2 separate regions of the Homo sapiens genome follow, and region 1 is linked to region 2. Evidence: chromatin contacts called from ENCODE Hi-C data. All regions are on one chromosome and are shown on one strand. Each heading gives the region's core, a stretch centred on a gene start or an enhancer-like site at or near the end of the contact. The rest is flanking DNA. Distances are from core to core; before and after follow the strand shown. Region 1 overlaps HEY2-AS1 (HEY2 antisense RNA 1). Region 2 holds the start of LINC02523 (long intergenic non-protein coding RNA 2523).

Region 1 (4,549 bases), core at 521-3,020, 90 kb before region 2:
TATTTTTGGTACCTACCCAGAAGTGGAATTACTGGTAATTCCCTTTTTAATTTTTTGAGAAACTACCATACTGTTTTCCATAGCCATTACACGTTTTTACATGCCCATCAACAGTGTACAAGGGTTGCAGTTTCTCCACATCCTAACACTTGTTATTTTCTGTTTTTTGATAACCATCCTAATGGGTGTGAAGTGATATCTCATTGTGTTCTGATTTGCATTTCTCTAATGATTAATGATGTTAAGCATATTTTTATATGTTTATTTGTATATCTTCTCTGGGAACATGTCTTTTCAAGTCATTTACCACTTTTTAATTCAGTTGCTAGCTTTGTTGCTGAGTTGTAGGAATTCTTTATATATTTTGGATATTAACTCCTTATCAGAGATATATATATGATTTGCAAATTTTCTCCCATTCTGTGGGTTGCCTTTTCACACAGTTGATTGTGTCTTTTTTTTTTCCTTTTTTTTTTTTTTTTGAGACGGAGTCTCGCTCTGTCGCCCAGGCTGGAGTGCAATGGTGCAATCTCTGCTTACTGCAACCTCCGCCTCCCATGTTCAAGCCATTCTCCTGCCTCAGCCTTCCGAGTAGCTGGAATTACAGGTGCCCACAACTGCGCCCAGATAATTTTTGTATTTTTAGTAGAGACAGGGTTTCGCCATGTTGGCCACGCTGGTTTCGAACTCCTTGACCTCAGGTGATCTGCCCACCTTGGCCTCCCAAAGTGTTGGGATTATAGGCGTGAGCCACTGCGCCCAGCTCCTTTTTTTATTTTTAGTTGACGGATAGTGTTTATACACATTTATGTGATTTGTGTCTTTTGATGCACAGAAGTTTTAAATTTTGAGGTAGTTCAATTTATTTTTTTCCTTCAGTGTGCTTTTAGTGTCATATCCATGTAAAAATTTATATTTTATATATGGGGCTAATAAAACAAGAATCATCAAAAAATTAAATCTAAAAATTGGTAACCTATTCTTACTTCCCCTTTTAATGACTCAGTGAATTTCATCTGACCTGGACTGTGAACCTCAAGAGTGCTGGGAGACTGCAAACGTTCTCATGCAACCAGTGAAATGTTGATGGGATGTCAAAACTATGTGACTCTAGGGGCTGTGCTCAGTATAACTTTAGGATTTACCATGTTGGTCTCAGTGACCAAAGAGAGGATATGACAGTGAGGTTGCTTCACTCACTTTGGCCAACCATGTTTGTTGACCAAAGGAAAAAAAGATTATTCCACTTAATAAAATGGATGGCATCCATGTCTGGAGCAGGACCACATCCCAGGCACTTTTCACATGTTCTCTCACCACTAACCTGTGAGGACATATTGCTAAGCTCATTTCCTAGATGAGGAAACTGAGGTTCAAAAAATGAGTCACTTTTTCTAGTTCAGATAGCAAATGGTGAGCTGTGAATTCAATACAAATCTGGATGGTTCACAACTTGCACTTAGAACATTTGTCTTGGCACACACCCTCTGAGGAAAAGGACTGAACAGCACTTTCAAGGACATAGAGAAGACCCAAGTGAGGGTGATAGTGTTTCATGAAGCCATTCCTACCTCTAGACAGACTGTCTGGGCATCCAGAGCCTCCGCCTCAAACATGCCCAAGGGAGTTCTGCAGAACTGCGAGTAAATAAACAGAGCAAACCCTGTTGCAGGAACACCACTGAGCTATTCGGCATAAAATTCGTGTCCCTTTGTTTACTCAGCAGCTTATGCATGGAAGCCAGAGGGCACTGAGATGCCGGGATCTTGTTCTCCAAGTGCCTGCAGCTCAGGCCTGCCTGCTGTCACAGCGGGACAGGCAGCCTGTGTGGAGGGTCACATGTCAGTGAGTAATCACTAAGAAAAGCAACTCTCTGAAGGGCTGATCAACATGTCAGGGTCAGGACGCGCCACACAGATGTGTAAATGTCTTTGTGTGTGTGTTCGCATTTTAAGTACCTATTAAGATCTGTCAAACATGATCAAGCATCTTTAATTAAGTGCCTGGGCCAGTTCATATGTACACACATGCAACTGTTCGTTTCTACCCACTTGTAACTTGATAAACATTTTCTGTGGAATTTTATGTTCACTTATTTACCTAAGCAAGTAAATAAAATACATATTGAAGGTATTTTTTTCCTCTGGTCTACTGTAGGTATTCCAAGAAATATTTTTCTATTTCATGTACATAAAACTTTCTCTCCAACTACTCATGCAGCCAAATTCAAATTCAGAATCTAGAGATGGGCGAACTGTCACTAAATTGTCAAATATCTCTTTTGTTTTAAATACTTTGGCTAGTGGTTGAAACAATGCGATATATCTAGCACGACTTCTCTTAATTTTTAATCCAATGTGTATTTCAAGGGGAATTTAATCCATCTGGTTCTCATTCACTTACTCTTAACTCATCAAAGTGGTACTTTGCAACTGATGTTTGATGTCCAAAATGGCTTATGGGTTTTTAAGTCTTTATAGAGATCTTCCCTGCCTGCCCATTTGTCCTCTCCACAACACCAGTGATAATGAAGAAGTTATATTTTGTTTACCTGACATAGTTTCAAATGACCAGAAAGGTACGCTTGACCAAATGTCAAAGCTCTCAGCCCTATGAGGTCACGATTTTGGAGTGTGATAAAGTGCAATGACCTGGGTGGCACGTTGCTGGAGGCTGCACATGTTGCTCATGGGCAGAGGCCATGTACTCTGTGCTGTACCTTGGCTTGAGGTCCATGCCCACAATGGATGTCCCTAGGCACCGGGACCTGTGATCTGAAACTTCTTTCATGTAGCACTCCACACATATGATGCCACAACCTCTTCCACCCCTGTAGCACACACACACACAAAGCATTCTCATCACATGTGTTGTCTATGATCACTTCAAAACAAGTTTTTAACTCAAGAAAGCCCTGTTGTATCAGGAGAAAAACACATTCAGCTGCTCCTGCTGTTCAAATTCTACCAATAAGAAACTTTCTGCCGTCTTCTCAGGCCTTGGTACTTCCCCAGGTCTCTCGAAGAATGACCACAAAATGCTTAAATATCTCTCAGAAGAAGAAAACGCAGTCTACCATTTCAAAAACAGTTGCAGGATTTGGGCACCAGAAGTAGTCTTTCAGATCATGTAGTCTTTAAAATGTTAACTCTCCAGGTATCTGAATAGGAAATTGTTCATCACATTTCTGTATTTTGTTCTTTCTTTTAAATGTTTAGTGATGTGTAGTCATGACCTTAGCCAGCTTCTCCACTCATTAGTCACTCAATAAACATTTAGTGAGCACCTACATTGAGTCAGACACTGCTAGGCCCTGAGGTTTTCAGAACGCAATCCTGTCCTGATAAGAGCCACTCATGGATCGCCTGCCCATTGAAAGCTGGCAGCCCAGAGACCCCTGTCCTGATGATGCTGTGCCCTTCTGAACCAGTCTCAGGTATACACACGTGGGTCCTGAGCAGATAGAGCTAAAGGGCTGCCTGCTCACCAGTCACAAGAAAAACAGTCTCCTGAGCTTCAAATTATTCTTTGTTTTGGCAGAACAGAAAGGTGGAATATATTTTCTCATCCATCACAGGATCACGACCAACACTCCTATAACAAAAGACAGGTAAACAAGAAAAAAGCATAATGCATTTATTTAATAAAAGTTTTACATGACATGAGAGCCTTCAGAAGAGAAGATGCGAAGACCTAGAGGAAATTGTTTTTATGCTTCAGTTCAATAAAGAAGGGACAGTCTTGTAGAAATGTGATTGGACCAAAAAGGTATGATCTAAGGATAATAGAATGAAGGGAGGAAACCAACAAGGCCTGTCTCTTCAGGTAATTCCTGGCCTCTCTGTGCAGCATTCCTTCCTCCTGGGTATGGAGCAGGACCCTGCTGGAACCAGGCTCTTAATGACCTGATAGGTCAGAGAGTTTCTTTATGGCCAGCTCTAACACAGAAAGGTGGGGAGAAGTTAGGGTAATATGTCTAGGTTTTATGGCTGGTTTTGGGGAGAGGGGTTATAGTTTCTGTGACCCACCTTGGAGGAAAAAAAAATCTGGTTTCTACTACTCACTTTGGGGGAGAAAAAGGGGTGAGAGACAGAAGGGCAGGAGATCACAGAGAACTTCCTTCTGAAACCCCTCCAATTTCCTTCAGTTCAAAATATTCGCCATATCAAGGCGTCATACTTTGTAATATTGTGTTCTGAGCTCCAACAGTTTCCAATATCAAAGACCAAATGTATGAACATTTATATAAACTCCAGTACTCCACATATGACAGCGCAACATTTCATCTCAACCCTCAGCACATTGAGGTGCTCAGTTTCATCTCAACCCTCAGCACATACTGGTGCTTTTCTGTCTTAAAGGGAAGATGGAAGGAGCTCATAGAAGTAAGAAGGTAGTAATTCATGCTGGGTGCAGTGGCTCATGCCTGTAATCCCAGCTACTCGGGAGGCTGAGGCAGGAGACTCGTTTGAACCAGGGAGGCGGAGGTTGCAGTGAGCCGAGATTGCACCACCATGCTCCAGCCTGGGTGACAGAGCAAGACTCTATC
Region 2 (4,376 bases), core at 1,425-3,924:
AGCTGCCTACAATTTGTAATTTTCTATCTATACTTAATAGAACATAATTTTCTATGTTGAAAAATGTACATCTACATTGCAAAATATCACCTATTTTTAATTATAAAGGGGAAAATGTGCCTTTATAATAAAAGCATCTGTTATCCTCCAGCCAGCGAAGCTTGACTTTGCCAGTAATTTGGTGGCCTGATACTATATGCTTCCTGATGCAATGTAGTGAGAAGTATGCACATCGCCTATTAAGTGTTCTTGCCTAAAATGTTTAACCAATTCTAATCATGATGAAACAAGCTAATCCAAGATGTTGGGCATTCTGCATAATGGTTATCCTGGACTTCCCAAAGGATTTGAAGTCATCAAAGAATAGAGGAGACAGTTTTCAAAGATTGAGAGCTACTAAGGATATATAATAGTTAACGTCATGAGTAAAATTTCATTGGAATTTGAATCAGAAAAAAAAAGCTATAAGGAATATTTTAGGACAATTTAAGTATGTTTGCAAATGATCTTATTGAATCCATGATTATTTTCTTAGGTGTGGTAATGGTGTTGTGAGAGAGAATACTCTTACTCTTGAAAGGAGTGCCAAATGAAGTATTAAGAGGTGAAATTTCATGACATTGGTACACTACTTTCAGAAGGCTGGGCCAAAAAGAAGAACCTATCCACAGAGACATGTTGTTAACACATATTCACTGCACCATTCCTTCAAGTTTTTGGTGAGTTTGAAATATCTCAAAGTTATTTATAAGGCATATGTATGTAACATGTAAGCAGGCATATTTCTCCTTATTATTCTTTCAACTTTTATTTTAGGTTCAGGAATACATGTGCAGGTTTGTTATGCAGGTAAAATCATGTCTCAGGAATTTGTGGTACAGATTTCTTGTCACCCCAGATACTAAGCCTTTTTTTTTTTTTGAAAGGGTTTTGCTCTGTTGCCCAAGTTGGAGTGCAATGGTGGGATCTCGGCTCACTACTCTCTGCCTCCCAGGTTCAAATGATCCTCCTACCTCACCTCCCGAGTAGCTGGGACCACAGATGCACACCACCACATCCAGCTAATTTTTGCATTTTTTGTAGAGACAGGGTTTTGCCATGCTGCCCAGGCTAGTCTTGAACTCCTAGGCTCAAATAATCCACCCACCTCAGCCTCTCAAAGTGCTGGGATTATAGGCGAGAGCCATCACACCCAGCTAGGCATATTTCTATCTCATCATATTTAATGACTAAATGAGATTCTATTATATCATAACCTATTTAACAAATCTCTGGTTTTCAACATTTCGTTGTTCCAATTTTTAACTAATATAAACAAGTTTCAAAGACAATTCTTGTAGTTGTTTGCATGTATTCTTCATTATTTATTTAGGATTAATTCCCAGAAGCAACTGCTCAATCAAGTTTATGAACATTTTTAAGGTTTTCAGCACTAACACCTGCAACCCAATTATTGGATTCAGCCCTGAATATTTTCTGTAACCCTCAAGCCCCAAAACCTGTTAATTCTCTTTAAAATTACTACAATTGTCATATGATAAGACTTCTAACACTGGTATTTTATTTCCCAAGTTGTTATAATTAGTGCTTTCACTCGTTGACAACACTTAGTAAATTTTTTTGTATACCCATGGACATTTCAACTCTATACAAAACTGCTTTCATTGTAACCATAGAGAACCTAGGAACTGTCCATCATCTTTTCTTGTCCTGTTCATCTGCTCTAAAAATGTCTATCTTTATTATTGGCAGCAACACAACTTTGGTCATTGTCCCCAACAAAAGTGGCACTACCCTGGCCTGACCAGAGGTTAGACCCACCTAGCAGTGTACTGCAGCCTTGTGGCACTTTCCATGACAACCACTCTGGAGGACAAGGAGTCTGGGTGCTGCCATGGTCTCGACCACTATCTCCAGGAAGTCATCTTCCAACACTTACTAGTTGATACACACATCACTACATCACACTTATTAAGCAGTATTACGAAGTGCTATTAAGTGTTATTAGCACTATTAGTGTTACTAAGCGCTGTGAGAGCAAACCCTAGCCAAACACTTTCAGAGCTGTTCCTCACAGGTTTGGTCTATTTAACAAGCCAAGCTCATCGTTATCTAACACATTGAGATGCAGCCAGCTCCCTTTACTTGCTCTGTCTCTCACACATACACTCATTTTCCCCACACTAAAGCATGTGCAGAATATTCTCCAGGACCTCACTCTGGCTAAGTGACCAAAAAGGAAAGGAAAGTTAAGAAAAATATACATAGCCATTTTATGTAGTATATTTTTTGCCAGTAGAAGTAAAATCGTTGACCCAAGAATCCAAACAAATTATGTTTTAGCTGGATCCCTTTCAAATAATAATAATAAAGAAAGTTTCAAATAACTGGAATGCAAGTTGCCATTTATGGAAGTGTTGAGATAAACTCATACCCATTTCAGGCTTCTCACAAGTTGTAGGATCAATATTTTCTGTTACCGGTTCTAATGTGGTATCCAAGCCCAAATCACGTTGACTAATAGCAGAAAGTTCATCCAAAGAAAACAGATAATGAGTTATATTAAAACCTTTCATCCCTTTCCAGAAGCAATTTTTTTCCTCAGCTCTCATGGGAGATCAGATTTCCAACCCCTCTTTGCAGTGGTTTTGGCTGCTCCTCTCACACTGAAAGCACAGGGGCCTTGGTCCTTCCATTGATTCATAAGTACAACACCCTACTTCTTGGATACAGAGCCATCGCGGAATGTTCGCTGGAGTGAGGCAGCGTATGGAGCACATGGGACATGCAGACCCAGGTAAGGTGTACAGGAGGCCGGGATCACCTGCAATGACTGTAACCTCAGGCAAATCTCACAACTTTTCACAGCCATGGATTTCACATTTATGCTCTGGCAACATTACCTCAAACCCACACTGTGTGGATTATGTGGAGAACTCTATAAACTATAAAAGTTACACAACATTTATTATTTTGGTGTACTTTAATTCAAGGGACAGTATTTAGCACATTGAGATGGTCTTCTGATCTATTTTTAAGAAAAGGTCAGCTAACATGAGATCTAAGAAGAGTATTATTCTGAAGTTACCATTAAGCTATAAGTCAAAAGACAAAATCTTGGTGTCAAAAAAATTGTTTGAAAATTTTACCAGTCAAAAATAATTTTTTATTAAATATATAAAATTTTCTATATTATGCAAAACCAAAAGATATGCACATTTAAATTTTACAGAAATTCAGAGGCACATTTATTTTACTTAGGTCACTGTTCGATGGGAGACCATATCCTGTACCCCTCTGCCAGGGGTGATGTATTATCTGGCTCAACCATGTGTCTGGAGTTGGGCCTCAGCAGAAATAACCTGCAGCTATTCCTCTTAAAAGTTATGTGACTTTGGGCAGTTAGTTTTCAACCCTGTGCCTGTTTCTTTATCTGCCCAATAGGGATAAAAATCCTTTACTTGCTCATCTGGTGACTGATTTTTATAAAGAACTGACGTCCTCGGCCCAAGGACTACCCCAGCTCCAGCACTCCCCATAGGAATAGCTAAGACTTTTATTGCAACATCTTTGTAATCCAGCTTCTTCTCTGCCTAATCTTGCATTCTTTACCCCTCAAAGATATTGTTGCCAAGAACCCTTCCCAACACACCCACTGTACACAAATCTCAGTGTATCAGAGTCTGATTCCTGGGAACCCAAACTATAACACCCCTTTTCAGGAAAAATGGACAAAATATCTATTCATAGAGGCTTGTAATGCTAAACATATCTTCTAGAGGTCATGCAAATCAGGTTAAACAACAAGAAAACCTTGGTGATCTAGTTTCTAACTCCTTCAACACCTTCTGTTCTGGAAGCTTAATTAGAGCAACTTAACTCAAGAGGGTAAGACAGTTTACCATGAATTGGTGGTCCTCACTCCCAGAAGCAATTCCAAGCATTTACTCTTTTCTCTAGATTTGCCTTTCCTTCCCATGTCAGTTATTCTTGCTTTCCCTTCCAAATATGCAAACCATCCATGTAATGAGATCTTGGTGTCTCCTCACCTGCAAGCATAGATTGCATGCCTGGCTCTGGCAACCCATGTTCTAACTTTATTTCTCGTTCAAGCTCTGTATACCATAGTCAACCCTATTTCCTCACTGCCTTGATCTTCAATAAAGATCAGAGAGCTATCCATCAGAGAGAATGGGAGAACTTCAAGGCAGACCTAAATTGGCTCAAAGAACAAGTGCCTCAAATGCTAGACGATGAGTTCATTTTTCAAAAAGAGATCCAAAGAACTCCTGAGTGGCATATAAAACCCTATTTCTAGACATGGAGTCTTTCAGACTGTATTTAGCTCAGAACATTATCTCCTCCCATTTTACTAC

What was found. Hi-C counts contacts between places; a loop is a spot of excess contacts on that map. Pooled maps may share reads with other maps.
Region 1: a loop to region 2 is called in a map of heart right ventricle, with 2.6 times the contacts of the local background. The contact joins the enhancer-like site here to the promoter of LINC02523 in region 2. A Hi-C loop is called at or near these places in 7 of 168 maps with a recorded cell type or tissue (Right ventricle myocardium inferior, aorta, gastrocnemius medialis and 3 more) and 10 of 50 pooled maps.

The regions. Positions count from the first base shown.
Region 1 is chr6:125,582,986-125,587,534 of GRCh38, forward strand. The region is part of intron 4 of HEY2-AS1 (HEY2 antisense RNA 1); the gene reads right to left. Among named protein-coding and RNA genes, the nearest start is that of LINC02523, 89 kb to the right of the region's middle. Within about 2 kb of position 1,771, at least 6 of the 41 ENCODE cell types and tissues checked have a DNase peak (open chromatin) inside an H3K27ac peak, as active enhancers do; they include gastrocnemius medialis, heart right ventricle and psoas muscle, where a contact is called at or near this core.
Region 2 is chr6:125,671,679-125,676,054 of GRCh38, forward strand. It overlaps LINC02523 (long intergenic non-protein coding RNA 2523), which reads left to right and starts at 2,675. Exons shown (of 4, transcript NR_038906.1): 1 at 2,675-2,797. All of the region lies in intron 2 of HEY2-AS1 (HEY2 antisense RNA 1), which reads right to left.